4 separate regions of the Homo sapiens genome follow, and regions 2, 3 and 4 are each linked to region 1. A link is a loop called in an ENCODE intact Hi-C map of the cell type or tissue named here. Cell type or tissue: K562. All regions are shown on one strand.

The links. Hi-C counts contacts between places; a loop is a spot of excess contacts. Peaks named below come from ENCODE experiments on the same cell type or tissue, not always from the same donor. Only the 100,000 strongest peaks of a DNase experiment are listed, where the experiment ranks them.
Region 2: it touches region 1 in a loop (3-fold over the local background); 2 of 110 quality-filtered maps call a loop at or near these places.
Region 3: it touches region 1 in a loop (7-fold over the local background); 6 of 110 quality-filtered maps call a loop at or near these places.
Region 4: it touches region 1 in a loop (4-fold over the local background); 5 of 110 quality-filtered maps call a loop at or near these places.

What each region holds. Positions count from the first base shown.
Region 1 is chr17:27,084,608-27,092,607 of GRCh38, reverse strand. LOC105371703 (a long non-coding RNA gene) reads left to right here and starts at 3,367. Exons shown (of 4, transcript NR_135673.1): 1 at 3,367-3,514. In K562, no CTCF peak of the experiment used is centred here; DNase peaks (open chromatin) are centred at 3,080 and 3,351; H3K4me3 peaks cover 5,002 bases.
Region 2 is chr17:27,171,716-27,179,715 of GRCh38, reverse strand. No RefSeq gene overlaps it. Among named protein-coding and RNA genes, the nearest start is that of MIR4522, 120 kb to the left of the region's middle. In K562, no CTCF peak of the experiment used is centred here; no DNase peak of the experiment used is centred here.
Region 3 is chr17:27,130,299-27,138,298 of GRCh38, reverse strand. No RefSeq gene overlaps it. Among named protein-coding and RNA genes, the nearest start is that of MIR4522, 160 kb to the left of the region's middle. In K562, no CTCF peak of the experiment used is centred here; no DNase peak of the experiment used is centred here.
Region 4 is chr17:27,034,677-27,042,676 of GRCh38, reverse strand. It overlaps the pseudogene GTF2IP6. Among named protein-coding and RNA genes, the nearest start is that of MIR4522, 260 kb to the left of the region's middle. In K562, a CTCF peak has its summit at 3,757 (motif pointing right); a DNase peak (open chromatin) is centred at 3,766.

The sequences.
Region 1 (8,000 bases):
CACATTTCTGTTGGCTTGAAAAATGATACAAAATGCATAAACTTCTAGAGTGGATCAGTTTAAAAAAAGAGTTCATACCAAAGGTAGTAATACTAGGAATCAAAGAGGGCTAAACACTGAAGGTTCTTAAAGGCGAAAGTTAATAAAACCTTGTTTTTGGTTGTGAATCTTTGCCTTACAACGTTATACATGATTCTCCCCCTTTCTTTTTCCTCTTGCAAAGATGTGGTGATAAACCAGGTTTGCTCATGCAGATGACAATACTCTTGAAAATGGTGGCAGAGAAAAAAAATGAAGGGAATATGGTTCACTTAATCATCTCATAAATTAGAACTTATTACCCCTGTGACTCCTCCATAGCTCCAGAAAAAATATGTGAGAGAGATGAAATGGCTGTTTGCTACTAATATTTTATGTGATGCTTCATTTTTTGATTCCTTGAATAACACTTACAATGCATTAGCCCATTTATGCCAGAGGTTGCCATTTTTTGAATTTTTGCATAAGTGAAAAATCAGACCTTGTTGATGACATTTAGCAGTAGGATATAAGTAATGTCCCAATAATGGAACACTAGGCATAAGTGCATTAACACGATTATGAAAGCATAGCTATTCAAGTAACTAATTATACAACTGACTTTTTTCCTCATTTCTAAAACATAGTAAGGGATCAGTTATTTAAAAAATACAACAGTGACAAGTATTTTATTTTCAACTCAGTTTTGGTGTGTTAAGGCCGTTGCTTGGTATAAAACAAAAACAAAAACAGGAGGAGAAACAAGAATACAAACATGAGACAGAAGCAGTAGCAAAAGAAAATGAAGAGGAACAAGAAAATGAGAAGAAAATACACAATGGAAGAAAGGAAAAAGAACAGGTGTGGGAATTAGAAGGCCTATTATGATACCTTTTATCCCCTCCTCCATTCATAAAATTTGAGTAACTCCCAGAGTATCACAACAAAAAACAAGCAAAAGGATACACAAATAGTCACCCCCTAAATTTTGTTAAGAATGAGATAATGCTGCTACTCATGCCTAGCTCAGGCACCAGCAGGAGGAGGGCACCCTCCAGAGACTGCAGGAAAAGGGGGAGGACTCCTCTTTGCCCTAGATGTACCACCACCACTGCCACCAAGGCCTTCGTTACAGCACCTAAAGTTTCCTCCCCGCCCCAGAATGGGATAGGCCCTGCAGTGCTCCTACTCCCGCTTCCCGTTCCCCAGACTTCCTACTGCTACCACCACTAGCACCAATGCCAATACAACCACTGTCACCCTCAATGTATCAGCCCACCCTACCAGGATCCTACCGCCTGGTCCCCGTGGGTGCCCTCCTACTGCTCCAGTTGAGCTGCGGTCTCCATCACCACCACCAAACACATGAGGCAAGCTGCAGAGCCACATCATCTGCTCGACCGTACCACAGGTGACTCCTCCTTCTCCTCCTTCAGCCTGGCTTGGAGCAGTTGGGCAGGCAAAGCCAGAAAAGCCCAAGACAGGACTCAGGGAGTGGAACCGTTAGAGCCTCATCTTGTCACGCTGGTGACTAGGTGGCAGGGATCCGTTTCATTGAAGGCACTCACACCCACCTTCCAAAGTCCAGCCTCTCCTTCTGGCAAAAGCTGGCCAGGAACTGGGGCCTGGGGAGAGAGTGAATGCCTTCACTGAAACTGGCCCCTGGCCAAGTCCAGCTGGCCAGGAATTGCTGGGTCCACCAAGCCTGCCCTTCTCGGGGAACCCAAGTAGGAGAAACTCAGACCCAGCCAGCCCTCCCCACCCAAGGGCTGGTTCCCATTCCTGACACCTCCACCCACAGTGCCCTGTCCCCAACTTCCCCCATGGTGCCTACTAGTCCCTGCCCAGTAGTCCTAGGTGGTCTTTGCAACACAGAGCATGACGGCAGGCTGGGAAACCACAGTGGGTGTGGGGGCCCTGCCGTGCAATCTAGCTCGAGCGGGAGAAAATTGCCTTCTAGAGTCTGGAGTCCGGGAAGAGGAGAACGATCTCTTACTTGGAGGCCACCAGAAGAAGGAGACCACTGCTGTCGCTGCTGCTGCCACCTCCTCAGCTCACCAATGCTGCTGGCAGTGTAGCCCCCATAGCACCCCTAATCTGCCCCCTGCCACTAGCAGTGTAGCCCCCGGATAGCACATCCAACACACCCTACAGTTTCAGGCAATGTAACCCCAATGCCCCCCCCCCAAAGCACTCCCCCCACACCTCAGGGAGTGTACCACCCAATAGTGCCCACAATCTGACCCAGCCACGGGTGTTGCTGCATTAGATAGCATCCCAAACCCGCCTCCCCCCACCCCATCACGGGCAGTTCAGCTCCTGATGGTGCACCCCCCAGTCACAGGCAGTGCAGCACCCAACAATGCCCCTAAACCACCCCCCACTGCCAGCATTGTAGACCCAGATAACTCCACCCAACCCACCCCCTGCTGTGGGCAGTGCAGCAGAAGATAGTGCCCCTAATCCTTCACCAGCCACCAGCAGCACACATTACTGTACACAATCTGCCTCCCCCCACCACCCCTGCCACCGCAGGCAGTATAGCCCCAGATAGCCAGCCAACCTGCCCCACTACCAGCAATGCAACCCTGGAGAGTGCCCCCAACCAGACCACTGACACAGGCAGGGTGGCCTCTAGCAGTGATCACCAAAAGGACACCCAACCCTTGCCCCCAGAAGCGTACAGGGCAGCCCAGAAAACTCACCTACCCCATCACATTTCTACCACTGTGGCCCAGCTGCAGTCTCCAGCGTCACCACCAACCACAGCGAGGCGAGCCATGGTGGCACAGACTCCAGGCTTCAGCCTCCAGCATGTGGTGGTGCCTCTTCCTTCTCCTAGTCCTCCAGCCCAGCAGGACAAGCTCCTGCTGCCGGCCACCCTCTTACTGCTCTGTCGCCACCACCAACCACAGCAAGGTAGTGTCCCAGGCTCCAGGCTCCATCCATCCTCCAGCCTCCAGCAGGCAGAAGGTTGCGGCCTCTTCCAGTTCTCTAAGCTGAGCAAAGAGCCGCTCCCCGACTTGACACAGCAGAGCCTGAAATGACCTGATGCGACCTCACCATGCTTTATATACCGAGGTTATGCAAATGCCGTTCCTGGACTACATATTCTGATTGGATGAGAGAAAAACCTCTAGGCCTACTCTGATTGGACTTTATTTTCATGCTGTGATTGGTTGTGTTAAGACTTGCTCTCATCCAATCAGAACATGATCATAAAGTCCAATCAGAGTAAGCCTGGAGGTTTTTTCTCATCCAATCAAAACATGCAGTCCAGGAACCTCCGTGGGCATAGCCGCAGTATATAAATGATGCTGAAGAGCAGTCAGGTGTTTTCAGGTTCCTGTGTCTTCCCGTTGAGTTGCTCGCTCCACGGCATGGAGGACTAGGAATCAGGAGTCAGTGGCCGTATGCTGGAGGCTGGAGCCGCGGGAGCGCGGCTCGCCTCGCTGCGGTTGTTGGCAGCGACGGAGATAGGAGTGCGGCTGGAGCGGTAGGAGAAGGAAAACAGTTTTGGGATAGATGGAGGGGAGTAAAGAGGGTAGTTAGTGCCAAAGGCAGAAAAGGATAGCTTAGCCGGAGAAGGGGCGTTGCAAAAAGATGGCGGCGAAAAGATGGTGGGGAAAAAAGTTTTTGGGTAAATGGAGGCGGAAATACAGGGTGGGGAGCGGGAGGGAAGGAAGGTTTTGCAGAAAGACGGTGGGTAAAAAGTTTCAGGGTAGATGGAGGGGGAAAAGAGGGTGGCAAGTGGGAGGAGGAAAGAGAGGAAGGTGATGGGGGAAAAGGGGGGCGAGCAGTAGGGAGAGAAGGCTTTGTGAAAAGACAGTGGGGAGAAAATACAGTGTGGGGGAAAGTTTTTGGGTAGAGGAGCAAAAGAGGGTAGCAAGTGGGAGAAAGAAAAAGAGGGTAGCCAGCAGGAGGAAGACAAGGTTTTGTGAAAAGACAGTGGCAGAAAAGAAAGATGGTGGAGAAAGGAAAGACAGTGGGTAAAAAGTGTTTTGATAGATGGTGGGGGAAAGAGGGTGATGAGGAGGAGGAAAGAGGGTGGCCAGAGGGAGCAGGCACAGAGGATTGGGAAAACGACGGAAACATAGTTTGGTGTAGATGGAGGGCAAAAAAGAGGGTGGCAAGCAGGATAGGGAAAAGAAGAGCATGAGTGGTAAAGGGGGGAGACTTTGAAAAGATGGTGGGAAAAGTTTTGGGGGGTAGATGGAGAAGGAAGAGAGGGAGGTAGGCAGGAGTAGGGAGAAGGCTGTGTGAAAAGATGGGGGGAAATGTTTTTGGGTTGATGGAAAAGGGAAAGAGAATAGCAAGGAGGAACGGGGGGAAAGACGATGAAGAAAAGAGTTTTTGGGTAGATGAAGGGGGAAAAGAGGGTGGCGAGCAGTAGGAGTGGGGAGAAGGTTTTGGGAAAAGATGGGGGAAAATGTTTTTGCTTAGATGAAGGAGCAAAAGAGGGTGATGAGAGCAGGAGGGGGAAAAAGGGTGGCCAGGGATAAGGGGAAAAGATGGTGGGAAGAAACAGTGGGGAAGGGGTTTGGGTAAATGGATGGGGAAAAGGTGTTGAGCAGGAGAGTAGAGAAGGCTTTGTGAAATGATGGTGGGGAAAAAAATGGTGAAGAAGTTTGGGGGCAGATGGAAGAAAAAGGGTGGCGAGGGGAAGGGGGCCAAAGGTGCTCGGGAAAAGAAGGTAGGGAAATAATGGTGGGGGACAATGGTTTTGAGTAGATTTTTTAAATAAGATCATTTGTATTTTTGTTTTTGAATAGTCTGAGATCTTCATATATTTTGTGCATGAATCCCTTGCCTGATGCATAGTTTGCAAATACTTGCTTCCATTCTCTGGGTTGTTTCTTCATTTTTAAAAATTTTTAATTTAATTTAATTTTTTTTAGATGGAGTCTCATTCTGTCGCTCAGGTTGGAGTGCAGTGGCACAATCTCAGCTCACTGCAAGCTCTGCCTCCTGGGTTCACACCATTTTCCTGCCTTGGTCTCCTGAATAGCTGGGACTGCAGGTGCCTGCCACCACGCCCGGACAATTTTTTTGTATTTTTAGTAGAGACGGGGTTTCACTGTGTTAGCCAAGATGGTCTTGATCTCCTGGCCTTGTGATCGGCGTGCCTCAGCCTCCCAAAGTGCTGAGTGTACAGGCGTAAGCCACTGCACCCAGCCTGTTTCTTCATTCTACTGATTGCTTCCTGTGCTTTGCAGCAGCCTTTTTCTTTTTGAGACGGAGTCTCACTCTGTTGCCCAGGCTGGAATGCAGTGGCGTGGTGTTGGCTCACTGCAAGCTCCGACTCCTGGGTTCATGCCATTCTCCTGCCTCAGCCTCCTGAATAGCTGGGACTACAGGTGCACACTACCACGCCCAGCTAATTTGTTGTATTTTTAGTAGATACAGGGTTTTACCATGTTAGCCAGGATGGTCTCAATCTCCTGACATCGTGATCCGCCCATCTCGGCCTCCCAAAGTGCTAGGATTACAGGCATGAGCCACTGCACCCAGCCTGCAGAAGCTTTTAAGTTTAATGTAATTACATGTTTGCTGTTGTTTGTGCTTTTGATGTCTATTTGAAAATTCCTCGTCTTCTCCAGTTTCATGAAGCATTTATCCTATGTTTTCTTCTCTAGTAGTTTCATAGTTTCAGGTCCTACATTTAAATCTTTATTTTGAGTAGATGTTTGTATATGGTAAGATAACGGCCTAGATAGATTCTTGTACATGTGGGTGTTGGGTTTTCCTAGCACAGTTTATTGAAGATATTGTCCTTCCCAAATGTGTGTTCTTGGTGCCTTTGTTAAAAATAGGTTGACAATAAATGCATGAATTTATTCCTGATTTGTGTATTGTGCTTCACTTGTCTGTCATTTGTTCATCTCTGTCTCTCCCCCGCCCTTTTTATTGATAGTACCATGCTGTTTTGATAGTACCATGCGTACTATAGATTTGTAGTATATTTTGAAATCAGGTAGTGTGATGCTTCCAACTTTTCATTTTATTTCTTTTGTCTGTCTGAGTTATTTTGCATTTCCGTATGAATTTTAGGATGGTTTTTTCTATTTCTATTAAGAATGTCTTTTGTAATTTAAGATGGATTGCATTGATTCTGTAGATCCCATTGGTTGATATAGATATTTTAACAATATTCTTCTAGTGCATGGACATGGGATATCTTTCCATTTACTTATGTCTGCTTTAATATCTTTCATCTGTGTTTTATAGTTTTCATTGTGGTATCTTTTGCCTTCTTGGTTAAGTTTATCCCTAGATATATATTTTTTTGAAATGAAATAGCTTTCTTGATTTCTTTCTTAGGTATTTCGCTATTGGTGCATGGGCATGCTACTCATTTTTATATGTTGATACTGTATCTTGCAACTTGACTAAATTTATTATTTCTAGTAGGATTTTTGTGGAATTTTTAGGGTTCTCTCTCTCTCTAGATATGTATAAGTTTATGTCACCTGCAAACACGAAATTTGACTTCCTTTTTTTCCAATTTGGATGCTTTTTATTGCACTCTCTTGTCTAATTGCTGTAGCTAGGACTTGCAGTACTATGATGAATGAAAGTGGTGTAAAAGTAGCCATACTTGTTCCAGATCTTGGAGGAAGAGCTTTTAACTTTTCTCCATTGATTATGATGTTAGCTGTGGGTTTGTCATATATGGCCTTTATTGCACTGAGACATGTTCCTTCTGTACTCATGTTGAGTTTCTATGAAGAAATGATTTTTTTTTCAGCATCTACTTAAATGATTTATGTGTTTTCTTGATTCACTGAATGTGATGTTACACATTTATTTGTGTTTATTGAATCATCCTCATATTCCCGGGATGAATCTCACTTGATCATGGCACATGATCATTTTATTGTGTTGTCAAATGCAATTTTCAAGTATTTTGTTGAGGACTTTTTGCATCTGTGTTCATCAGGGTTATTTAAAATGCCTGTGGTTGTCTTTGTGTGTTGTGTCCTGCTCTGGTTTTTGTACCAGGGTCATGCTGTCCTCATAGAACAAGTTTCGAAGCCTTCTCTCCTGTTCATTTTATGGGGAACATTTTGAGTAGAATTGGTATTAGCTCTTTAAAAAATGCTTGGTAACTCAGCAGTAAAACCATGATTCTTGTGTTTTTCTTTGCTGGGAGACTTTTTATTACTGCTTTAATTGCATTACTCATTATTGGTCTGTTCAGGTTTTTTGTTTATCATTCTATCTTGGGAATTCATTATGTGTCTAGAAATTGAAGCACTTCTAGATTTTTCAGTTTGTATATAAACGTCTTTAGTAATCATTTACAATCCTTTGTATTTTTGTGTTTAATTGTAATGTTTGCTTTTTCATCTATGGTTTTGTTTCTTTTTCTTATCCTTAGTCTAGCTAAAGCTTGTCAATTTTGATTTTTTTTTTCTAAATCACCCCAGCTCTTTGTTCCATTGACTTTTTGTATGTTTTGTTTCTGTTTTTAAAATTTCCGCCCTAATCTTTATGATATTTTTTCTACTGATTCTAGCATTTGAATTTTTTTTGTTTTTCTCATTACTGGAGGTGTACTGTCAGGTTGGCTATTTGAGATGTTTCTACTTTTCTGATGAAGGCATTTATAGCTATGCCCTTTTCCTCTTAGAACTGCCTTTGCTGCATCCCACAGGATTTGTTATGTTGTGTTTCTATTCTTGTTTCAATAAACATTTAATTTCCTTTTTTTCCATTGGTTGTTCATGACCCTGTATTTTAATTTCCATATATTTGTACAGGTTTTAAAGTTTCTCCTGTTACTGATTTCTAACACTATTCTACTGTGGTTAGAAAAGATACTTGATATGAATTCAGTTTTTGAAATTGTGCTGAGACTTGTTTTTTGGCCTAACACATAGTCTGTGTTGGAGAATAATTCATGTGCTACTGAACTAATGATGTCTGTCTGGATGATCTGTCCATTGACAATAGTGGGGTGTTGATTATAGTGGAGTGTT
Region 2 (8,000 bases), 87 kb before region 1:
AAAGTCCTCTTTGTAGATTTACAAAAAGTGTGTTTTCATCCTGCTGAATCCAAACAAAGGTTTGACTCTGTGAGATGAATCCCCACATTGCAAAGCATTTTCACAGATAGCTTGTTACTAGTTTTTATTGTGGGATATTTGCTTTTTTGACTATGGGTCTAAATAGGTTCCAAACTGTCCCTCTGTAGATTCTACTAAAAGAGTGTTTCCAACCTGCTGAATCAAAAGAAAGGTTTAACTCTTTGAGATGAATGCCCACATCAGAAAAGATTTTCACAGATAGCTTGTTTCTAGTTTTTATCGCAGGATAAGTGGGTTTTCACTCTAGGCCTAAATGGGCTCTGAAGTGTCCCTTCTTAGATTCTACAAGAACAGTGTTTCCTACTTGCTGAATCAAATTAAAGGTTTAACTTTTTTGGGCTAATCCAGACATTGCATAGCATGTTTACAGATAGCTTGAATCTAGTTTTTATCATGGGATGTTGGGTTTTTCACCGTAGGCCTCAATGTGCTCTGAAATGTCCCTATGTTGATTCTACAAAAAGAGTGTTTTCAACCTGCTGAATCCAAACAAAGGCTTAACTCTGTAAAATGAATCCAAACATTGCAAAGCATTTTAACAGATAGCTTTTTTCTAGTTTTAATCACAAAATATTTGATCTTTCACTGTAGGCCTCAATGGTCTATGAAATGTCCCTTTGTAGATTTTACAAAAAGAGTGTTTCCAGCCTGCTGTATTAATACAAAGGCTTACCTCTGTGAGATAAATCCTCACATTGCAAAGTATTTTCACAGATAGATTTTTTTCTAGTTTTTGTTGTGAGATATTCAGTTTTTCAGTATAGGCCTCAATGGGCTTAGAAATGTCACTTCCTATATTCTACAAGAGTGTTTTTAACCTGTTGAATCAAAATGAAGTTTTAACTCTGCAAAATAAATGAACACATCACAAAGCATTTTTGCAGATTGCTTGTTTCTAGTTTTTATTGCTGGATATTTGGTTTTTCACTCCAAGCCTCAATGGGCTCTCAAATGTCTCTTTGAAGATTCTACCAAAAGAGAGTTTCCAACCTGCTGAAACAAAACAACAGTTTAACTCTGTGAGATAAAATCATACATTACAGAACATTTTCAGACATAGATTCTTTGTAGTTTTTATTACGGGACACTTGATTTTTTACTATAGGCCTCAATGGGCTCCAAAATGTCCCCTCGTAGATTGTACAAGAGAGCATTTCCAACTTGCTGAATAAAAACAAAGATTTAACTCTGTAAAATTATTCCACATATGGCCAAGCATTTTCATGGGTAGTTTGTTTAGCTAGTTTTAATGGTGAGATATTTGGTTTTTCACATAGGCTTCAGTGGGCTCCAAAATGTCCCTTCGTAAATTTCACAATAAGAGTGTTTCCAACCTCCCTTTTGTAGGTTTTACACAAAGAGTGTTTTCATCCTGCTGAATCAAAATAAAGGGTTAACTATATGAGATGAATCCACACATCACAAAACATTTTCACAGATAGCTCGTTTCCAGTTTTATAGCAGGATATTTGGTTTTATGACTATGGGGCTCAGTGGGCTCTGAAACGTCCGTTTGTACATTGCATCAAAAGGGTGTTTCTCACCTGATGAATCAAAACAATGTTTAGATCTGCAAGATAAATGCACACATCACAAAGCATTTTCATAGATAGCTTGCTTCTAGTTTTTATTGCGGGATATTTTGTTATTCACTATAGACTTCAACATGTTCTGAAATGTCCTCTCATAGTTTCTACAAGAGTGTTTTTAACCAGCTGAATCAAAACAAAGATTTAACTCTGTGACATAAAATGATGCATTGTAAAGCATTTTCACAGAAAGCTTGTTTCTAGTTTTTATCACAAGATATTCAGTTTTCAGTTTTTTACCTCAGGCATCAATGGGCTCCAAAATGTTCCTTCGTAGATTTTACCAAAAGAGTAATTTTGGCCTGCTGAATCAAAACAAAGGTTTAACTCTGTGAGATGTGTGAGATGAATCCACACATTGCCAAGCATTTTCACAGACAGCTTGTTTCTAATTTTTATTGTGGGATATTCAATTTTTCATTATAGTCCTCATTTTGCTCCAAAATGTCTTTTCATAGATTCTAAGAAAAATAGTGATTCCAACCTACAGAATCAAAAGAAAGGTTTAAAGCTGTGAGATGAAATCACACATTACAGAGCATCTTCAGACATAAATTCTTCCTAGTTTTTCTTATGGGACACTCAAATTTTTACTATAGGCCTCAACGGGCTCCCAAATATCCCCTCATAGATTGTACAAGAGAGTGTTTCCAACTTGCTGAATCAATGCAAAGGTTTAACTCTGTGAGATGAATTTACACATTGCAAAGAATTTTCACAGAGAACTTGCTTCTAGTTTTTATCATGGAATATTCCGTTTTTCTCTATAACCCTCTATAACCCTTTCTGTCAAAGGACTCTGAAGTGTTCCTTCGTAGATGCTACAAAAAAAGTGGTTCAAAAGTGCTGAATCAAAACAAAGTTTTAATTTTGTGAAATTAATCCACACATCGCCAATCATTTTCACAGATAGCTAGTTTCTAGTGTTTATTGCAGGATATTTGAGCCTCAATGGGCTCCAAAATATTTCTTTGTAGATTCTACAAAAGGAGAATTTCCAACCTGCAGAATCAGGAGAAAGGTTTAATTCTGTAAGATGAATCCACATGTCACAAAGCATTTTCACAGATACCTTGCTTCTAATATTTATTGTGGGATATTCTGGTTTCACCATAGGCTTCAAAAGGCTCCAAAATGTCCTTTCTACAAAAAAAGTGTTTCCAACCTTCTGAATTAAAATGAAGGTTTAACTCTATGAGGTGAATTTACACATTGCAAAGCATTTTCACACATAGCTTCTTTCTAGTTTTTATCTCAGGATATCCAGGTTTTCACTATAAGCCTTAACGGGTGTCAAAATGACCCTTGTAGATTCTACAAAAAGATTGTTTCCATCCTGCTGAATGGCAACAAATGTTTAACTGTGTGAGATGAATCCACACATCGCACAGAGTGTTTCCAAACTGCTGAATCAAAACAAACATTTAACTCATTGAGATAAATCCACACATTGCAAAACATTTTCACAGATTGTTTGTAATTTTATCACAGGATATTTGAATTTTCACTATTGGCATTAATGAGAACTGTATTGTCACCAAGTAGATTGAAAAAAATAAGTGTCTCCAACCTTCTGAATAAAAACCAAAATTTAACTATGTGAGATGCATCCATATATCACAAACATATTTACAGAGAGCCTGTTTCTAGTTTTAATCATGGGATATTTGGTTTTTCACTACAGATTTTAATAGGCTCAAAAAGACTCCTCTTAGATTCTATTAAATATGTGTTTCCAACTTGATGTATAATAACAAATATTTAACCCTGTGAAAGAAATCCACACATCACAAAGCTTTTTCACAAATAGCTTGTTTCTAGTTTGTATCACCGGATATTCAGTTTTTCATTATAGGCCTCAATGGGCTGTGAAATGTTTCTTCATATATTCTACAAAAAGAGTCTTTCCAACCTGGTGAATCAAAACAAGGTTTAACTCTGTGAGATGAACCCACATATCACAAAGCATTTTCACAGATAGCTTGTTTCTAGTTTTATCATGGGATATTTGGATTTTCACCACAGGCCTCAGTGGGCTACAAAATGTCCTCTAGTAGTACCAGTTAAGTGTCTTCTACCAGCTGAATCAAAACAATGGTTTAACTCTGTGAGATGAACTCACACATCACAAAGCATTTTCACAAATAGCTTGTTTCTATTTTTTATCATGGGATATTCAGTTTTTTGCTATAGGCTTCAATGGGCTTCAAGAGGTTGTTTCTAGTTTTCATTGCAGGATATTCATTTTTTCAATATTGGTCTCAAAGGTCTCTGAAATATCCCCACATTGGAAAGCTATTTCACAGATAGCTTGCTTCTTGTTTTTGTCACAGGATATATGGTTTTTTGAAATGGGCCTCAATCGGCTCTGAAATGTCCCTTTGTACATTCTACATAAAGAGTGTTTCTAACCTAGCTGAATCAAAAGAAAGTTAAACTCTGTGAGATACAACCACACATTGCAAAGCATTTTCACATATAACTTCCTTAGTTTCCATCACGGGATATTCAGTTTTTCACTATATGCTTCCATGAGCTATGAAATATCCCCTCGTAGGTCTACAGAAAAGGTGTTTCCAACTTGTTGAATCAAAAAAAAAAATATTTAACTTTGTGAGGTAAAACCACACATCACAAGGCATTTTTACAGCTAGATTTTTTTTTTCGTTTTTATCACAGAATATTCGATTGTATAATGTAGGCCTCAATTTGCTCCAAAACTTCCCCTTGTAGATTCTACAAAAAGAGTACTTCCAACCTGCTGAATCACAAGAAAGCTTTAACTCTGTGAGATGAATCCACACATCACAAAGCATTTTCAAAGATAGCCTGTTTCTAGTTTTTATCGTGGAGTATTCGGTTGTTCAGTATAGCCATCTAGCGGCTTTGAAATATTCTTTTTTAGATTCTATAAAAAGAGTGTTTCCAACAGGCTGAATCAAAATAAAGGTTTAAATATGAGAGATAAATTCACACATGGCAAAGCATTTTCACAAATATCTTGTTTCTAGTTTTTATTGTGAGATATTTGGTTTTTCACTACAGGCCTCATTGCACTCTGAAATGTCCCTTCGAAAATTCTATAACAAGAGTGTTTTCAAACTTCTGAATCAAAACAAAGGTATAACTATGTGAAAGGAATGCACACATCACAAAGCATATTTTCAGATAGCTTGTTTCTAGTTTTTAAAGTGGGATATTCAGTTTTTCACCATAGGCATCAGTGGACCTCTTGTAAATATGTCCTCTTATAGATTCTACAAAAACAGTGTTGCCAACCTGCTGAATCAAAACAAACTTTTATCTTTGTGAGATGAATCCACATATTGCAAAGCATTTTCACAGATAGTTTGGAATTTTTTGTTTTTCACTATACGCCTCAATGGGCTCTGAAATCCTTGTCAGATAGCTTGTCCCTTCATAGATTACACACAAAAAAAGTGTTTTCAACCTGCTGATTCAAAACAAAGGTATAACTTTTTGAGAGGAATCTACACATCAAAAATTATTTTCACAGATTGCTTGTTTCAGGTTTATATCGAGGGATATTTGGACTTTTACTATCAGCCTCAATTTGCTCTGAAATGTCTCATAGTAGATTTTACAAAATTGTTTCCCTCCTGCTGAATCAAAACAAAGGTTTAACTCTGTGAGTTGAATCTAAACCTTGCAAAGCATTTTCACAGACAGCTTGTTTCTAGTTTTTATCACAGGATATTCAGTTTTTCAGTATGGGCCTCAATGGGCTCTTTAATGTCAATCTGTAGATTCAAAAAAAGAGTTGCTTCCAACCTACTGAATCAAAACAAAGGTTTAACTCTGTGAGATGAATCCACATGTTGCAAAGAATTTTCACAGCTTGTTTCTAGTTTTTATCACTGGATATTGGGTTTTTCACTGTAGGCTTCAATGGACTCTTAATTGTACCTTCTTAAATGCTACAAAATAAATGTTTCCAACCTGCTGTATATAATCAAAGTTTAACTCTGTGAGACGAATCTACACATCACAAAGCATTTTCACAGTGTCAGATGAATCTACACATCCCAAAGCGTTTTCACAGCTTGTTTCTAGTTTTTATTGTGGGATATTCGGTTTTTCACTATAGGCCTCAAAGGGATCAGAAATGTCTTCCTTTACGTTCTACTAAAATAACGTTTCAAAACTGCAGTATAAAAACAAAGGTTTGACTATTAGAGATAAATCTATACAATGCAAAGCATTTTCACAAATAGCTTGTTTCTAGTTTTTATCACCGGATATTCGGTTTTTCACTATAGGCCTCAATGGGCTACAAAATGTTCCTTTGTAGTTTCTAAAAAAAGTCTTTCCAACCCTACTGAATCAACACAAAGGTTTAACTCTGTGAGATGAATCCACACATCACAAAGCATTTTCACAGGTCGCTTGTTTCAGGTTTTTATTGCGGGATATTCAGTTTTTCACCACATGCCTCAATGGGCTATGAAATGTCCCCTAATAGATTCTACCAATTAAGTGTCTCCAACTGGGTGAATCAAAATAAAAGTTTAACTCTGAGAGATGAATCCACACATTGCAAAGCATTTTCACCGAGAGCTTGTTTCTAGTTTTTATAGCTGGATATTCATTTTTTCAATATTGGTCTCAATGGGCTCCGAAAAGTCCCTTTGTAGATTCTACAAAAAATTTTTTCCAACATGCTGAATCAAAACAAATGTTTAACACTGTGAGATGAATCTTCGCATCACAAAGCATTTTTACAGATAGTTTGTATGTAAATTTTGCCACATTTTGAATTTTTTACTATAAGCTTCAAAAGGCTCTGAATTGTCCCATCTTAGATTCTACTAATAGTGTGTTTCCAATATGCTGTATAGAAACAAAAGTTTAGCTCTGTGACATGAATCCACACATTGCAAAGCTATTTCACAGATAGCTTAGTTCTAGTTTTTAATGATGGGATATTTGGTTTTTCACTATAGGCCTCAATGGACTCCAAAATGTCCCTTCATATATTCTACAAAAAGAATGCTTCCAACCTAGCTGAATCAAAATAAAGTTTAAACTATGTGAGATGAAACCACACATTGCAAAGTATTTTCACATATAGCTTCTTTAGTTTCTATCATGGAATATTCAGTTTTTCACTATAGGCCTCCATGGACTCCAAAATGTCCCTTCATATATTCTACAAAAAGAATGCTTCCAACCTAGCTGAATCAAAATAAAGTTTAAACTATGTGAGATGAAACCACACATTGCAAAGTATTTTCACATATAGCTTCTTTAGTTTCTATCATGGAATATTCAGTTTTTCACTATAGGCCTCCATGGGCTATGAAATGTCCCCTTGTAGATTCTACAAAGAAAAGTGTTTCCAACTTGCTGAATCAAAATAAAGATTTACCTTTGTGAGATGAACCCACATATCACAAAGCATTTTTACAGATAGATTTTTTCTAGTTTTTATTGCAGGATATTAGATTTTATACTATAGGCCTCAATTTGCTCTGAAATTATCCCTTGTAGATTCTACAAAAACAGTATTTCAAACATGCTGAATCAAGACAAAGGTTCAACTCTGTGAGATGAATCCACATATTGCAAAGCATTTTCACAGATAGGTTGTTTATAGTTTTTATTGTGGGGTATTCAGTTTTTCACCATAGGCATCAATAGGCTCCAAAATGTCCCTTCATAGATTCTACGAAAACAGTGTTTTCAACCTGCTGAATCAAAACAAAGGTTTAATATTGTGAGATAAACCCATACATCGCAAAGCATTTTCACTCATAGCTTTTTTCTAGTTTTTACCGTGAGATATGTTATTTTCACTATAGGCCTCAATGAGTCCCAAAATATTCCCTTGTAGATTCTACAAACAAAGAGGTTCCAACCGGCTAAGCAAAACAAAGGTTTAAATTTGTAAGATGAATATACACATTGCAAAGCATTTTCACAGATAAGTTGTTTCTAGTTTTTATCAAGGCATATTTGTTTGTTCACTGTAGGCCTCAATGGGCTATGAAATGTCCCGTCGTAGATTCTACAAAAGGAGTTTCTAACCTGCTGAATAAAAACAAAAGTTCAACTTGTGAGATGAAAATCACACATCACAAAATATTTTCAGAGATAGCTTCTTTATAGTTTTTATCATGGGATATTCGGTTTTTCACTATAGGCCTCAATTAGCTCTGAAATGTCCCTTCGCATATTCAACAACAACAGTGTTTCCAACCTGTGGGATAAAAACATACGTTTTACTCTGTGAAAAGAATCCACATATCACAAAGCATTTTCAGAGACAAATTTTTTATTGAGAAATAATTGCTTTTTTACTATAGGCTT
Region 3 (8,000 bases), 46 kb before region 1:
GTATGTGGCAATTATGAATGGGATTGCATTCCTGATTTGGATCCTTGACTGTTATTGGTGTCCAGGAGTGCTAGTTATTTTTGTACATTGATTTTGTATCCTGAGACTTGCTGAAGTTGTTTATCAATTTAAGGATCTTTTGGGCCTAGATTTTGAGGGTTTCTGAATATAGGTACGTGTCTTGCGCTGGCAGGGATAGTTTGACTTCCTCTCTTCCTATTTGGATGCCCCTTTTTCTTTCTCTTGCCTGAGTGCTCTGGCCAGAACTTCCAATACTATGTTGAATAGGAGTGGTGACAGGGTATCTTTGTCCTGTGCCGGTTTTCAAGGGAAATACTCCAGCTTTTGCCAATTCAGTATAATGTTGGCTGTGAGTTTTTCACATATGGCTCTTATTAGTTCAAGGTCTGTTCCTTCAATACCTAATTTTTTGAGAGTTTTTGACATGAAGGGGTGTTGAATTTTATTGAAAGCCTTTCCTGCATCTATTGACATAATCATGTGGTTGCTGCTTCACCTTGTACTTTTGTGTTATGGAGATGGCTTATTTCCTTAAGCCTTATGAACCATCATCTGCTAGATTCCAATTTTTCTTCTGTGGCTTCCTCACCTCTCTCAGCCTTCATAGCTTTGAAGAGAGCTAGGTCCTTGCTCTGGATTTTGTTTTGGCTTAAGAAAATGTTGTGTCTTGTTTGATCTTCTATTCAGATCACTCAAACTTTCTACTTATCACCAATAAGGTTTTTTGGCTTTCTTATCATTTGTGTATTCACTAGAATAACACTTTTAGTTTCCCTTAAGTTTTTCTTTGAATTCACAGCTTGGCTAACTGTTGGGTGCAAGATGGCTAGCGTTCAGCCTATCTTGGTTACAACATACCTTCCTCATTAAGCTCAATCATTTCTAGCTTTTGATTTAAGGTCAGAGATGTGCAACTCTTTCTTTCACTTGAACCTTTAGAAGTCATTGTAGGGTTACTAATTGATCTAATTTTAATATTGTTGTGTCTCAAGGAATAGAGAGGTCTGAAGAGATGGAGAAAGATGGGATATTTGCCAGTAGGTGGAACAATCAGAACACACAAAACATTTCATGAATTAAGTTCAATGTGATGTGGGAATGGTTTGTGGCACCCCAAAATAATTATAATAGTAATAATAGTAAAAACCACTGATTACAGATAATCATAAAAGATATAATAATGAAAAAGTTTGAAATATTGCATGAATTACCAAACTGTGACACACAGACATTATGTGAGCACATGGAAAAAACAGCTAATAAATTTGCTGAACACAGGGTTGCCACAAACCTTCAATTTTTTTTAAAATGCCATCTCTGTGGAGTTCAATAAAGTAATAAAGAAAGCAATAAAAGGAGTATATGTATTTAATATTTTATACATAAAGGATCATGCTGTTTCTAAATAGGAGCATATTTCTTCTTTGTTGTTAACATATATCTTTCATCCTTGCTTTATTTCAGTGGCTAGGAATTCCAACTACCATGAGGAATAGAAATTAAAAGATTGTATGATCTTGCCTTCTTCTTTCTGTCAGCTTTAGTTTAGTTTAGTTCTGTTTTCTTTGATATAAAAATTTTGCTTATCAGATTGAGGAAGTTACTTTCTATTCCTAATTGCTTAACTTTTTTTTATCTTGAATACATGTTTACTTTTGATACATGAATTTTCTATGTTGTTTGAGTTATGTTTTTTTCCCTCATTCTGTTAATAAGATTTTATTTATTTTATACATTAAATCAAACATGCGTTCTTGGTAAAACCAACTTGATCATAATGCATTATTCATTTTATAGACTGCTGGATTTATTTTTTAAATAAATTCATTAAGTATTTTTGTATCTGTGTGAATGAGGATATTCATGTGTACTTTTTTATTCTTTGATGTATTTTTGTCAGGTTTGTTATCAGGGTTATGCTAGCATCAAAAAACAAAATACTATGTGTTTCCTACTATTTTTTGTAATAGCTTGTTTAAGATGTTTTCTTCTTTATATACTGATAGAATTAACCAGTAAAGTCATAAATTACTTGCATACACTTTGTAATTTGAATTGTATATATTTTAGAATTAATTCTTCAATTTCTTCAAAATTGCTAAAATTTTTATTGACATTACATGAGGAGATTTTAGCATCCTTAAGCTACTGAGTTTTACAATCCATTGATATTGTGTATTATACCTTTGTTTAGATTTCTGTAATTTCTTTCATTCATGTTTCACTTAATTTTTTGCTTGTTTCCTTGTTCAGAGTCATTGAACATAATCTTTGGATATTTGCTGGGTATTTGGTGTTTCTTGATGCTATTAAGAATGAGTATCCATTTTAGCATTTCAGTTTTTCTCTTTGCTCTTAGAATAAGGAGTTATTTCTAATGAGGTTACCTCTACCTGCATTTATAGTTTTACAATTATAATTGGAACATTGAAAACATACTTAACCTAAAATGTCATTTTCTTTTGAATCTACAACACCACCCTAACTTTGCTTGCCCTAAATCTCTCATTTTTTTCCAAAAGTCATATACAGTTTTTCTGTGTAGGTGATATGGAAGTCATCAATATTCTATAATGCTATGACAATAACAAAGAAAAGCCTTTATAGGAAGTGACCATCTATATAGCTAAAGTTTTTTTAGACAAAGCCAGGTTTTAGCATAGTGTAGAGGTGAAAGGAATCTACAAAAGCCAGGCACTATCTCCAAAGGGCAAAGGCTTTTAAATATTTTCTTTCTGTTTTTCACAAATGTTACTAAAATCTTTTTAATTTCTTAATTATGAATGGTTTCAAAAATACATGTCCTGCATTTAAAATTACCAAATACTTTTAAGCTCCAAATTTTCAACAATGACAGTTTCCTGTCTACAGCCATGTTCCCTTTACTACAAACTGGATGAACAATACCTATAAAAATCAAGTAAGGAATTCAATTTACTGTTTTTTTAAGTAAAACATAATCATTCTCTTTCTGTCTCTCTCCTCTCCCTCTGACCTTTTTCTCCTTTCCTCTATCTTTCATTGTTTAATTTTGGTGATATTTTGCTGGTAGATATCTGGAAGAAATCTGGACACAGTCTGCCTGTTTTCCTCTAGTCTTTGTCATGGAAACGATACTTTGATAATGAATTAATAATTTTTGATTAACTGTCACTGTGCAATAATAACAAATTGTAGCAGGCTCCTATTGTCTTTTCTAGGGCACTGAAAGAGTACATATTATTCAGAGTATTAATTTCTTATGCATATTCATGGCCCAATACAAATATATATTGACTCAAAATTTAATTTAATAATGATAGATGACTTTTATAACCATCTTTTAAAATATATATGACACAGTATCATGATGGAAACATGCATTTTATAACTTTCAATTGATGGTAAAGTTAGTAATGAAATAATTAGGGCTAGTATAGTGAAAAATAACAAAGATAGTAGAAGTGTCTTTATCCATTTATTTTTTTTGAGGTAAAGAAATATTTCATCCACCTTCATGATTTTTATTTTAAACTACTTGTTGAAAAAGCCCCACATTGCTTATCAACTTAGTCCATTTTATGTTCAATTGGAGAATCACTGGCCTTTATTGGACATTACACACGTATTCCTTTCTCTAGATAATTTTGCTAATGCGCTAATCCAACAAATACTTTATCTCCTACTCTGAAATACATTAGACACAGAGGACTTGTAAGTTTGGCTAGAAATCTACTCCAATTTTTTTTCTGCACAGATATCCTTTTGTAGGCATCATTTTTCCTGGCTGCCTTAGAATCTGGGTGTCAACAACCTTGTTCTCTCTCTGCCTTATTCATCTCTCTTTCTTCAACTTACTAAATGCTGATTTTCATCTCCTCCAGTTTTGACCCTGGAAAAAGCATTAGAGGTAAAGAGAAAAGAAAGGGTGCATTGCTGTACTCTCTACGTCTGATTTTGGCAACTCCTGAGATTGAACCACGTAGGCAGATACTTTGGAGACCTCCAAATTTGGATAGCTGTTTCTGGCAATTCCTGGGATGGCTGGAGAATTTGTCATGTGGTTACTTACTCTTGCTGTTCCCGCGGATGTGGCTGCACAGCCCAGCATCTTACTGCTGAGGTCTCCTCATTCCTCATGGTGATTCTCTTGGGCTGGGCTTGAGATCGTCTCCTTCTTGTCTACTCTCTTGCATGGCCCACATTTGCTGGTGGGAAACACTCACTTGAGACTCATCTCTAGTTGGAATACAGTTACTTCCTAACTGCAGGCCTTTAATCTCCTGCAAAAGTTCTTCATTTAGACTTTCACCCTTTAAAGTTGTCAAGTGAAAGTCAGATACTCATCAACTAATTTCTCTAAATTCTCTAACTTCTGTAAATTTAGTTCTTTTCAGAGAGACCCTCCTGATGTTCTTGTCATGAAGCTTATGGAGAAATGCAAGAAGTCCGATGACTTTTTGTTGACAACTTACAATCAACACTCTGTAATATTGCTTTCCTCCCAAATCCTCAGTCTCCAAGCTACCTGAGCCTCCCATCTTTAATCATTATATTATTTATATTTATATGATATTTAATCATGTGAATGTTACACACTGAACTTCAGTCACTTCTCTTCCATGTTCTACAAAAGTTGTCTGCAACTCTCTTCACTGAGAGTAGGTAGCATAGTTTTGGATGAAACAGTTTCTTTTTAAATGTTCTGTTACATATATGTGATGATGTATTCAAAATGGTTTCTAAAAAGAAAATGCTTTCCGTCTAAGAGAGAGTTGTTGAGAAAATCGGAAGGGAACACACATATATGCAAAATAGACATGACAAAATAATTTGCAGTATAAAATAAATCACTTTTAAGAAAGCCAGAGACAGTTTACTGTGGCAGAATATACTGTTTGGTGTAAAATTCTACAGTTTAGAAAATATATTTGAAGTAGGCCATTTACGTTACTTGAACTTTAAGCGTTGTATACACACCACTAAAAATTGTCCATTCATTTTAGCAGTATCTAGTTTAATTCTATCCTATGCTTAGTTCATAATGCAACCCAGATACATGGTTGTCTACAAGGCTATTGATTATTTCTAGGCTACCAGAAGATTTGGATTTTTTTTCTAATATCAGTTTTTTTTTGTTTTTTCAGGTTACACAAGAATAAGATACTATGTTGGGGGGCATTTTTGAAGGGTTAAATTTCACTTATAAACTTTCATTGGTCTAAAATTGAAGGTAAGATCATCTAAGAGGTCTTGACCTTTTCTAAAATTTTCCTGCCTGTGATAGATTTTATCACTGTTCATTTTGTAACTAAACTCTAATTTATTAGCTAGCATTGTTGAGACAATTTTTTTGTATATAAAATTGCTAGAGATGGAAATTTTAGTCATTGTTTCTGAGCACCTTTGGTGGTAATTTTTGATCTATAAAATTTATTTGAGATTCAGAAGTGTGAACCTATTTTTTTCACAAATTTTGATTTATATAACATAATTAGGATAATATAGATCACTTAACGACTTATTTTCTTTCATTGTGCTTTTTAAATTAAGACTAATTTTTTTAAAAAGCAAGATTTTGAAATTTTAGAAATGCATTAAAATTAATTTTTCTTACTTTTTATGTAATAAATCTTCTTAAAGACATGCCAAAATAAAGCAAGTTACCTGGAAATAAGTCTAATAGTCATATAGTTACTTTAAAAACCTTACCATCTATTTTTTGTATGGGATAAAACTTAAAAATTATTTTGAGTAAGTAATGAATAAGATAATTGAAGTAATAACAAAAACTCCTATTTGTGACCAACTAGGATAGTGAACCAAATTGATTTACTAAAATCTATCTCAGCAATAGATCTTTGAACAGGTCACCATGAAACTGGCCCCTATTTTTTAAGAACTTAGGGGAATTTGTACATTGACTTTCAAACAGAATATCTGAATTTTAAAAGGTCTAGAATCCTTGTAATAATGAGTAAAACTTTTGTCTGGCAGAAGTATCTTTTGGTTAATCTGTAAGAAACTTTATTTTAAGAATATCTGCATATCTAGTGCATCTAGAAAAAACTCTATCACCACAAAAGTTGTTATTATGATTATGTATACCTTTGCCATTTAGTGCCTGGTTTGATGCACACAATGTTGTTGGAAACATATACTCATATTTTATGTTTGTGATGATCTATTTTATAATATAAAATTAAGTTCCAATATGAATCCCATTGCCAAAATAGAACGTGACTAAGTTCTTTTGAAGAAAAATTATACCAGATAGAGTTAAACAGGCAAGACTTTATTCAAGGCTATTGCAATAGTGGATAGAAATTGAACTCAGTTCTTTTGAAATGAAATGCAAGAAAATTTTAGTGGAAAAGCACTGGAGGAAGTGAAGGGGAGGTTTTTCCCTGAGTTTGGACCACCTGTGTTTAATTGTTGCCTATGGAATTTCAGCTCCTATTATCTATACAAACTGGGAGACTGGGAAAATATCTTTCTGGATAACAATATTTCAAAGGGATGTCTCCAAGGTTTCTGAGACATCCCTGGGTTATAAAACTAATGAGTGGCTGGGAGAAAATTATAACTCAAAGAGTCATAGGAAGAATTTACAATGGAAAATTTTCTAAAGTAAATGCTCTAAGAAAACAAAAGTCAGAGATTCATCTTCTTCCTGGTTTAGTCTTGGGAGGGTGTATGTGTCGAGGAATTTATCCATTTCTTCTAGATTTTCTAGTTTATTTGCATAGAGGTGGTTATAGTATTCTCTGATGGTAGTTTGTATTTCTGTGGGATCGGTGGTGATATCCCCTTTTTCATTTTTTATTGCATCTATTTGATTCTTCTCTCTTTTCTTCTTTATTAGTCTTGCTAGTGGTCTATCAATTTTGTTGATCTTCTCAAAAAACTAGCTCCTGGATTCATTGATTTTTTGAAGGGTTTCTGTGTCTCTATCTCCTTCAGTTCTGCTCTGATCTTAGTTATTTCTTGCCTTCTGCTAGCTTTTGAATGTGTTTGCTCTTGCTTCTGTAGTTCTTTTAATTGTGATGTTAGGCTGTTAATTTTAGATCTTTCCTGCTTCTCTTGTGGGCATTTAGTGCTACAAATTTCCAAGTTGAATCTCTGAATAGACCAGTAACAGGCTCTGAAATTGTGGCAATAATCAATAGCTTACCAACCAAAAAGAGTCCAGGACAAGATGGATTCACAGCCAAATTCTACCAGAGGTACAAGGAGGAACTGGTACCATTGCTTCTGAAATGATTCCAATCAATAGAAAAAGAGGGAATCCTCCCTAACTCATTTTGTGAGGCCAGCATCATCCTGATACCAAAGCCTGGCAGAGACACAACCAAAAAAGAGAATTTTAGACCAATATACTTGATGAGCATCGGTGCAAAAATCCCCAATAAAATACGGGCAAACCGAGTCCAGCAGCACATCAAAAAGCTTATCCACCATGATTAAGTGGGCTTCATCCCTGGCATGCAAGGCTGGTTCAATATACACAAATCAATAAATGTAATCCAGCATAAAAACAGAACCAAAGACAAAAACCACATGATTATCTCAATAGATGCAGAAAAGGCCTTTGACAAAATTCAACAACCCTTCATGCTAAAAACTCTCAATGAATTAGGCATTGATGGGACGTATCTCAAAATCATAAGAGCTATCTATGACAACCCCACAGCCAGTATCATACTGAATGGGCAAAAACTGGAAGCATTCCCTTTGAAAACGGGCACAAAACAGGGATGCCCTCTCTCACCACTCCTATTCAACACAGTGTTGGAAGTTCTGGCCAGGGCAATCAGGCAGGAGAAGGAAATAAGGGGTATTCAATTAGGAAAAGAGGAAGTCAAATTGTCCCTGTTTGCAGATGACACGATTGTATATCTAGAAAACCCCGTTGTCTCAGCCCAAAATCTCCTCAAGCTGATAAGCAACTTCAGCAAAGTCTGAGGATACAAAATCAATGTACAAAAATCACAAGCATT
Region 4 (8,000 bases), 50 kb after region 1:
TCAGAGCAGAACTGAAGGAAATAGAGACACAAAAAAACCCTTCAAAAAATTAATGAATCCAGGAGCTGGTTTTTTGAAAGGATCAACAAGATTGATAGACCGCTAGAAAGACTAATAAAGAAAAAGAGAAGAATCAAATAGATGCAATAAAAAATGATAATGGGGATATCACCACCGATCCCACAGAAATACAAACTACCATCAGAGAATACTACAAACACCTCTATGCAAATAAACTAGAAAATCTAGAAGAAATGGATAAATTCCTCGACACATACACTCTCCCAAGACTAAACCAGGGAGAAGTTGAATCTCTGAATAGACCAATAACAGGATCTGAAATTGTGGCAATAATCAATAGCTTACCAACCAAAAAGAGTCCAGGACCAGATGGATTCACAGCCGAATTCTATCAGAGGTACAAGGAGGAACTGGTACCATTCCTTCTGAAACTATTCCAATCAATAGAAAAAAAGGGAATCCTCCCTAACTAATTTTATGAGGCCAGCATCATCCTGATACCAAAGCCGGGCAGAGACACAACCAAAAAAGAGAATTTTAGACCAATATCCTTGATGAACATTGATGCAAAAATCTTCAATAAAATACTGGCAAAACGAATCCAGCAGCACATCAAAAAGCTTATCCACCATGATCAAGTGGGCTTCATCCCTGGGTTGCAAGGCTGGTTCAATATATGCAAATCAATAAATGTAATCCAGCATATAAACAGAGCCAAAGACAAAAACCACGATTATCTCAATAGATGCAGAAAAAGCCTTTGACAAAATTCAACAACCTTCATGCTAAAAACTCTCAATAAATTTGGTGTTGATGGGACATATCTCAAAATCATAAGAGCTATCTATGACAAACCCACAGCCAATATCATACTGAATGGGCAAAAACTGGAAGCATTCCCTTTTAAAACTGGCACAAGACAGGGATGCCCTCTCTCACCACTCCTATTCAACACAGTGTTGGAAGTTCTGGCCAGGGCAATCAGGCAAGAGAAGGAAATAAAGGGTATTCAATTAGGAAAAGAGGAAGTCAAATTGTCCCTGTTTGCAGATGACATGATTGTATATCTAGAAAACCCCATTGTCTCAGCCCAAAATCTCCTTAAGCTGATAAGCAACTTCAGCAAAGTCTCAGGATACAAAATCAATGTACAAAAATCACAAGCATTCTTAAACACCAACAACAGACAAACAGAGAGCCAAATCATGAGTGAACTCCCATGCACAATTGCTTCATAGAGAATAAAATACTTAGGAATCCAACTTACAAGGGATGTGAAGGACCTCTTCAAGGAGAACTACAAACCACTGCTCAAGGAAATAAAAGAGGATACAAACAAATGGAAGAACATTCCATGCTCATGGGTAGGAAGAATCAATATCGTGAAAATGGCCATACTGCCCAAGGTAATTTACAGATTCAATGCCATCCCCATCAAGCTACCAATGCCTTTTTTCACAGAGTTGGAAAAAACTACTTTAAAGTTCATATGGAACCAAAAAAGATCCCGCATCGCCAAGTCAATCCTAAGCCAAAGGAACAAAGCTGGAGGCATCACACTACCTGACTTCAAACTATACTACAAGGCTACAGTAACCAAAACTGCCTGGTACTGGTACCAAAACAGAGATATAGATCAATGGAACAGAACAGAGCCCTCAGAAATAGTGCCGCATATCTACAACCATCTGATCTTTGACAAACCTGACAAAAACAAGCAATGGGGAAAGGATTCTCTATTTAATAAATGGTGCTGTGAAAACTGGCTAGCCATATGTAGAAAGCTGAAACTGGATCCCTTCCTTACACCTTATACAAAAATCAATTCAAGATTGATTAAAGACTTAAACATTAGACCTAAAACCATAAAAACCCTAGAAGAAAACCTAGACATTACCATTCAGGACATAGGCATGGGCAAGGACTTCATGTCTAAAACACCAAAAGCAATGGTAACAAAAGCCAAAATTGACAAATGGGATCTCATTAAACTAAAGAGCTTCTGCACAGCAAAAGAAACTACCATCAGAGTGAACAGGCAACCTACAAAATGGGAGAATATTTTCACAACCTACTCATCTGACACAGGGCTAATATCCAGAATCTACAATGAACTCAAACAAATTTACAAGAAAAAAACAAACAACCCCATCAAAAAGTGGGCAAAGGACATGAACAGGCACTTCTCAAAAGAAGACATTTATGCAGCCAAAAAACACATGAAAAAATGCTCATCATCACTGGCCATCAGAGAAATGCAAATCAAAACCACAATGAGATACCATCTTACACCAGTTAGAATGGCCATCATTAAAAAGTCAGGAAACAACAGGTGCTGGAGAGGATGTGGAGAAATAGGAACACTTTTACACTGTTGGTGGGACTGTAAACTAGTTCAACCATTGTGGAAGTCAGTGTGGTGATTCCTCAGGGATCTAGAACTAGAAATACCATTTGACCTAGCCATCCCATTACTGGGTATATACCCAATGGACTATAAATCAGGCTGCTATAAAGACACATGCACACATATGTTTATTGCGGCATTATTCACAATAGCAAAGACTTGGAACCAACCCAAATGTCCAACAATGATAGACTGGATTAAGAAAGTGTGGCACATATACACCATGGAATACTATGCAGCCATAAAAAATGATGAGTTCATGTCTTTGTAGGGACGTGGATGAAATTGGAAATCATCATTCTCAGTAAACTATCGCAAGAACAAAAAACCAAACACCGCATATTCTCACTCATAGGTGGGAATTGAACAATGAGATCACATGGACACAGGAAGGGGAATATCTCACTCTGGGGACTGTGGTGGGGTGGGGGGAGTGGGGAGGGATAGCATTGGGAGATACACCTAATTCTAGATGACGAGTTAGTGGGTGCAGCGCACCAGCATGGCACATGTATACATATGTAACTAACCTGCACAATGTGCACATGTACCCTAAAACTTAAAGTATAAAAAAAAAAAGCTTCAACGTATAGTCTTCGTCATGTGATGAGTTAAATTATAGATAAGCAAAAATAGTTATACTAAGACAAATTTTAAAACCAAAACAAAATATATGTAATTATTATATAATTATTTAATTCCGTAAATGGCTTTTCTATGCCTAAAATAAGTGATGTAATTTTATGGGTTAGTCAGATATACACTAACACATTTGAAAAATAGGCAAAGGATATGGTAATTGGCAGAAAATTATGCTACGATACTCTTTAATTTTAACACCAATCAGTGGAGTATTTTAATGAGTCTAAGATACCCTTTTTCAAGGTTTCTGGAAAAGTCACATGGTAACATTTGCTAGGATATTATGAACCTTATTAGAAAGCAAATTTCAGTAGATTTTGAGTATTTGGAGTATTGACTCTCAATGGTGGTTTTTCTTGACTTTCATGTCTTTTTTGAGAAAATCATTGAATATGTACATAAATATTTTCTTCCCAGGTTATTACGGTAGTGTTATTTTTAAGAGGGAAAATTGGAATCACTGACCTTTGAAATAATGTAAGCACTAAAGGAATTATGGTGTATCCATGAAATGGAGTACTACGTACTCTATAATGTTTTTAAAGAATATTGACTCTCAGAGAAATATACTTAGTGAAATTCAGTAAATAATCATCTAAATGTGATTCTGGCTATGTGTAGATGGGGAGGAGGATTTCTGGAGGAGGGGATTATGTACTGAATGCTATAGTGTGGGTTTCATCTGGGTTTCAGCAGATGGCGCTAAGTTCCCCAGCTGCTGTGAGTGTTCGAGTCACCTTGTCCACCTTTTCCCTGGGGAGGACCACACTGGCTTCTGAGCTGTTGGTGCAGCTGCATCCCTGTTCAGCACTTTGCCTGTTCATCCATGCCTGCCTCCCACCTCCTGGGTGCTGTTATTGACAGTGCTCCCCAGCAAGCCTGTGTGAAATCTCAGTCTCTTTCTTGGAGAATCTGACCAATAATAGATTATAAGGGATTTCTGCATTTTTTTTCTTATAAATTTTGTGCTGTCTTTTTTTTAAAATCAGGCAAAAATCTATTTAGAAAGAGTAGTAACTTTAAAAAATGGTGTTAGGTTTTTTTTTTTTTTTTTTTTTTTTTTTGAGACAGAGTCCTGCACTGTCACCCAGGCTGGAGTGCATTGGCACAATTTCTACTCATTGCAACCTCTGCCTCCCAGGTTCAAGTGATTCTCCTGCCTCAGCCTCCCAAGTAGCTGGGATTACAGGCGTGAGCTACCACACCCAGCCTTTTATTTATTTATTTATTATTAGTATTATTATTATTTTTGCATTTTTAGTAGAGACAGGGTTTCACTATGTTGGCCAGCCTGGTCTCAAACTGCTGACCTCATGATCTTCCCACCTTGGCCTCCGAAAGTGCTGGGACTACAGGCGTGAGGCGCTGTGCTCAGCCTTGTGCTAGATTTTTTTTCATTCACCTAGCAGAAATGGTGATTTTAAATATCTGCCTTTAACATAATATTTGCTGTGCTTATTGTAGTTGAAAGAACTGGCCAAGTTTAAGGCCAAAGGGGCCTGCATCACTGAGTATAAAGCAGATGTCTTTGCCTTCGGAACTGAAGGACAGAGGACACAATTTTTTCAATACCAGAAAGGATTTTCAAACAGATTTTGTAAAATATTGCAAGCATTGTGTTTTTATCATTTTTATTTCATTGATTTTCAACCTAAATATTTATAGATAAGACTAGTCATATTTTCTTCTAAAGCAGAATGAGGTTTAAACTATAAAAAAAAATTTTTTTTTTTGAGATGGAATCTCATTCTGTTGTCTAGGCTGGAGTGCAGTGGCAAGGTCTCGGCTCACACAACCTCTGCTTCCTGAGTTCAAGCAAATCCCCTGTCTCAGCCTCCTGAGTAGCTGGGGTTACAGGCACGTGGCACCACGCCCAGCTAATTTTTTTTTGGTTTGTATTTTTAGTAGAGATGGGGTTTCACCATGTTGGTCAAGCTGGTATTGAACTCCTGACTTCAAATGATCCACTCGGCCTCCCAAAGTGCTGGGATTACAGGTGTGAGCCACTGTGCACGGCCTAAACTATGAATGATTTTCTGAAATGTTTATGCAGACATTTCAAAATGCTCAAAAGGAATCACCGAAGTCGTAATATGTCACGGTGGATACTGAAGAGTTAAGAACAATGGCAAGTGTTGATTGTATGGGGCTCCTTGCTTGGCTTCACTCTGGATTAATGAGATGCATTAGAGAGAAGGTAATGAAGGGAGAGAATTTTTGAATAGTTCTTAGTCAGATAAGGAATTCTAGATAAAGTTGGTGAACTGCAAACAAGAAATTCACTGTGCAGAGAAGTTTGTTTAAGCATGATGCAGAATTAAACAGTTCTCCTCAACTCGCTCAGTGGAATCACCTTATCTGAATCTTCAGTGGGTTTTGCAATCCTTGTTTAGAGCAGTGAGCTTATCTGACATTGGAACAGAGTATTAAAATTTACTATAGGGTGTTAATACTTATGGCCTTTTCACAGTATGACAACTTTCATATCTGTGTGTAACCTAACACTATCGATAGGTTTCATGTTAACTGAGGGAAACACTGAAAGGGAACAAAAAAGGCAGGGCGTCTATAGGCACAGAATACATCCAGGCATAACTCAACTTTTTTGAGCCCTGCAGATACTGCAGTTTTTACAAATTGAAGATTCGTGGCAATCTTGTGTCAAGCAAGTCCGTTGTGCCATTTTTCCAACAGCATGTGCTCTCTTTGGTTGTCTGTGTCACATTTGGTTACTCTTAGAATATTTCAAACTTTTTCATGATTATTATATGTGCTGTGGTGACCTGAGATCAGTGAGCTTTGATGTTACTGTTGTAATTGTTTTGGACTCCATGAACACACCTGTGTAAGATGGCAAACCTCATTGGTAAATGTTGTCTGCTCTGACTGCTCCACCAATGAGGAGGTTTCCCATTGCTTCCTCTCCTAAGGCCTCCCTAGTCCCTGAGACACAATATTGAAGTGAGACCAGTTAATAGCCCTCCAGTGGCCTCTAATTGTTCATGTAAAAGAAGGAGTTGCAGTCAGTTCACTTTAAATCAAGTTAAAAATGAAGAAGCTTAGTGAGGAAGACATGTTGGCAGTTGAAAGCTAGGCCAAACAGTTGGCCAGGTGGTGAATGCACAGGAAAAGTTATCGAAGGAAATGAGAAGTGCTGCTCCAGTGAACCCACAAATGATAAAAAAGCAAAACAGCCTTGTTGCTGATACCGAGAAACTTTGGTCTGAATAGAAGATCAAATGGGCCATAACATTCCTGTAAGTCAAAGCTTAATCCAGAACAAGGCCCTAACTCTCTTCAGTTCTGTGATGGCTGAGAGGAGGTGAGTAAGCTACAAAAGAAAAGCTGAAAGCTAGCTGAGGTTGGCTCATGAGGTTTAAAGAAAGACACAGTCTCTATAATATAAAAGTGCAAGGTGAAGCAGCAAGTGCTTGATGTAAGAACTGTGAGTTCTTCAGAAGATCTCGCTGAGATAATTCATGAAGATGGCTACACTCAAAAAACAGATTATTAATGTAGACAAAACAGCCTTATATTGGAAGATGCCATCTAGGACTTTGCTAGCTAGAGAGAATTCCATTACTGGCTTCAAAGCTTCAAAGGACAGGCTGAGACTCTTGTTAGAGGCTAATGCAGCTGGTGACTTTAATAGAAGCCAATGCTCATTTACCATTCCAAAAATTCTAGGGCCCTTAAGAGCTACGCTAAATCTGCTCTGCATGTGTTCTATCAACAGAAGAATAAAGCCTGGATGACAGCACATCTCTTTATAGCATTGTTCACTGAATTTTTTTATTATTATTACACTTTAAGTTTTAGGGTACATGTGCACAACGTGTAGGTCTGTTACATACGTATACATGTGCCATGTTGGTGTGCTGCACCCATTAACTCATCATTTAACATTAGGTATCTATCTTCTAATGCTATCCCTCCCTGTTTGTTTTGTTAATGCTATCCTGTTTGTTTTTTTCTTGTAAATTTGTTTGAGTTCATTGTAGATTCTGGATATTAGCTCTTTGTCAAATGAGTAGATTGCAAAAACTTCCTTCCATTCTGTAGGTTGCCTGTTCACTCTGATGGTAGTTTCTTTTGCTGTGCAGAAGCTCTTTAGTTTAATTAGATCCCATTTGTCAATTTTGGCTTTTGTTGCCATTGCTTTTGGTGTTTTAGACATGAAGTCCTTGCCCGTGCCTATGTCCTGAATGGTATTGCCTAGGTTTTCTTCTAGGGTTTTTATGGTTTTAGGTCTAACGTTTAAGTCTTTAATCAATCTTGAATTAATTTTTGTATAAGATGTAAGGAAGGGATCCAGTTTCAGCTTTCTACATATGGCTAGTCAGTTTTCCCAGCACCATTTATTAAATATGGAATCCTTTCCCTATTTCTTGTTTTTGTCAGGTTTGTCAAAGATCAGATAGTTGTAGATATGTGGCATTATTTCTGAGGGCTCTACCTGTTCCATTGGTCTATATCTCTGTTTTGGTACCAGTTTTGGTTACTGTAGCCTTGTAGTATAGTTTGAAGTCAGGTAGTTTGATGCCTCCAGCTTTGTTCTTTTGGCTTAGGATTGACTTGGTGATGCAGGCTCTTTTTTGGTTCCATATGAACTTTAAAGTAGTTTTTTCCAATTCTGTGAAGAAAGTCATTGGTACCTTGATGGGGATGGCATTGAATCTATAAATTACCTTGGGCAGTATGGCCATTTCCACGATATTGATTCTTCCTACCCATGAGCATGGAACGTTCTTCCATTTCTTTTTTTTTTTTTTTAATTTTTTTTTATTGATAATTCTTGGGTGTTTCTCACAGAGGGGGATTTGGCAGGGTCATGGGACAATAGTGGAGGGAAGGTCAGCAGATAAACAAGTGAACAAAGGTCTCTGGTTTTCCTAGGCAGAGGACCCTGCGGCCTTCCGCAGTGTTTGTG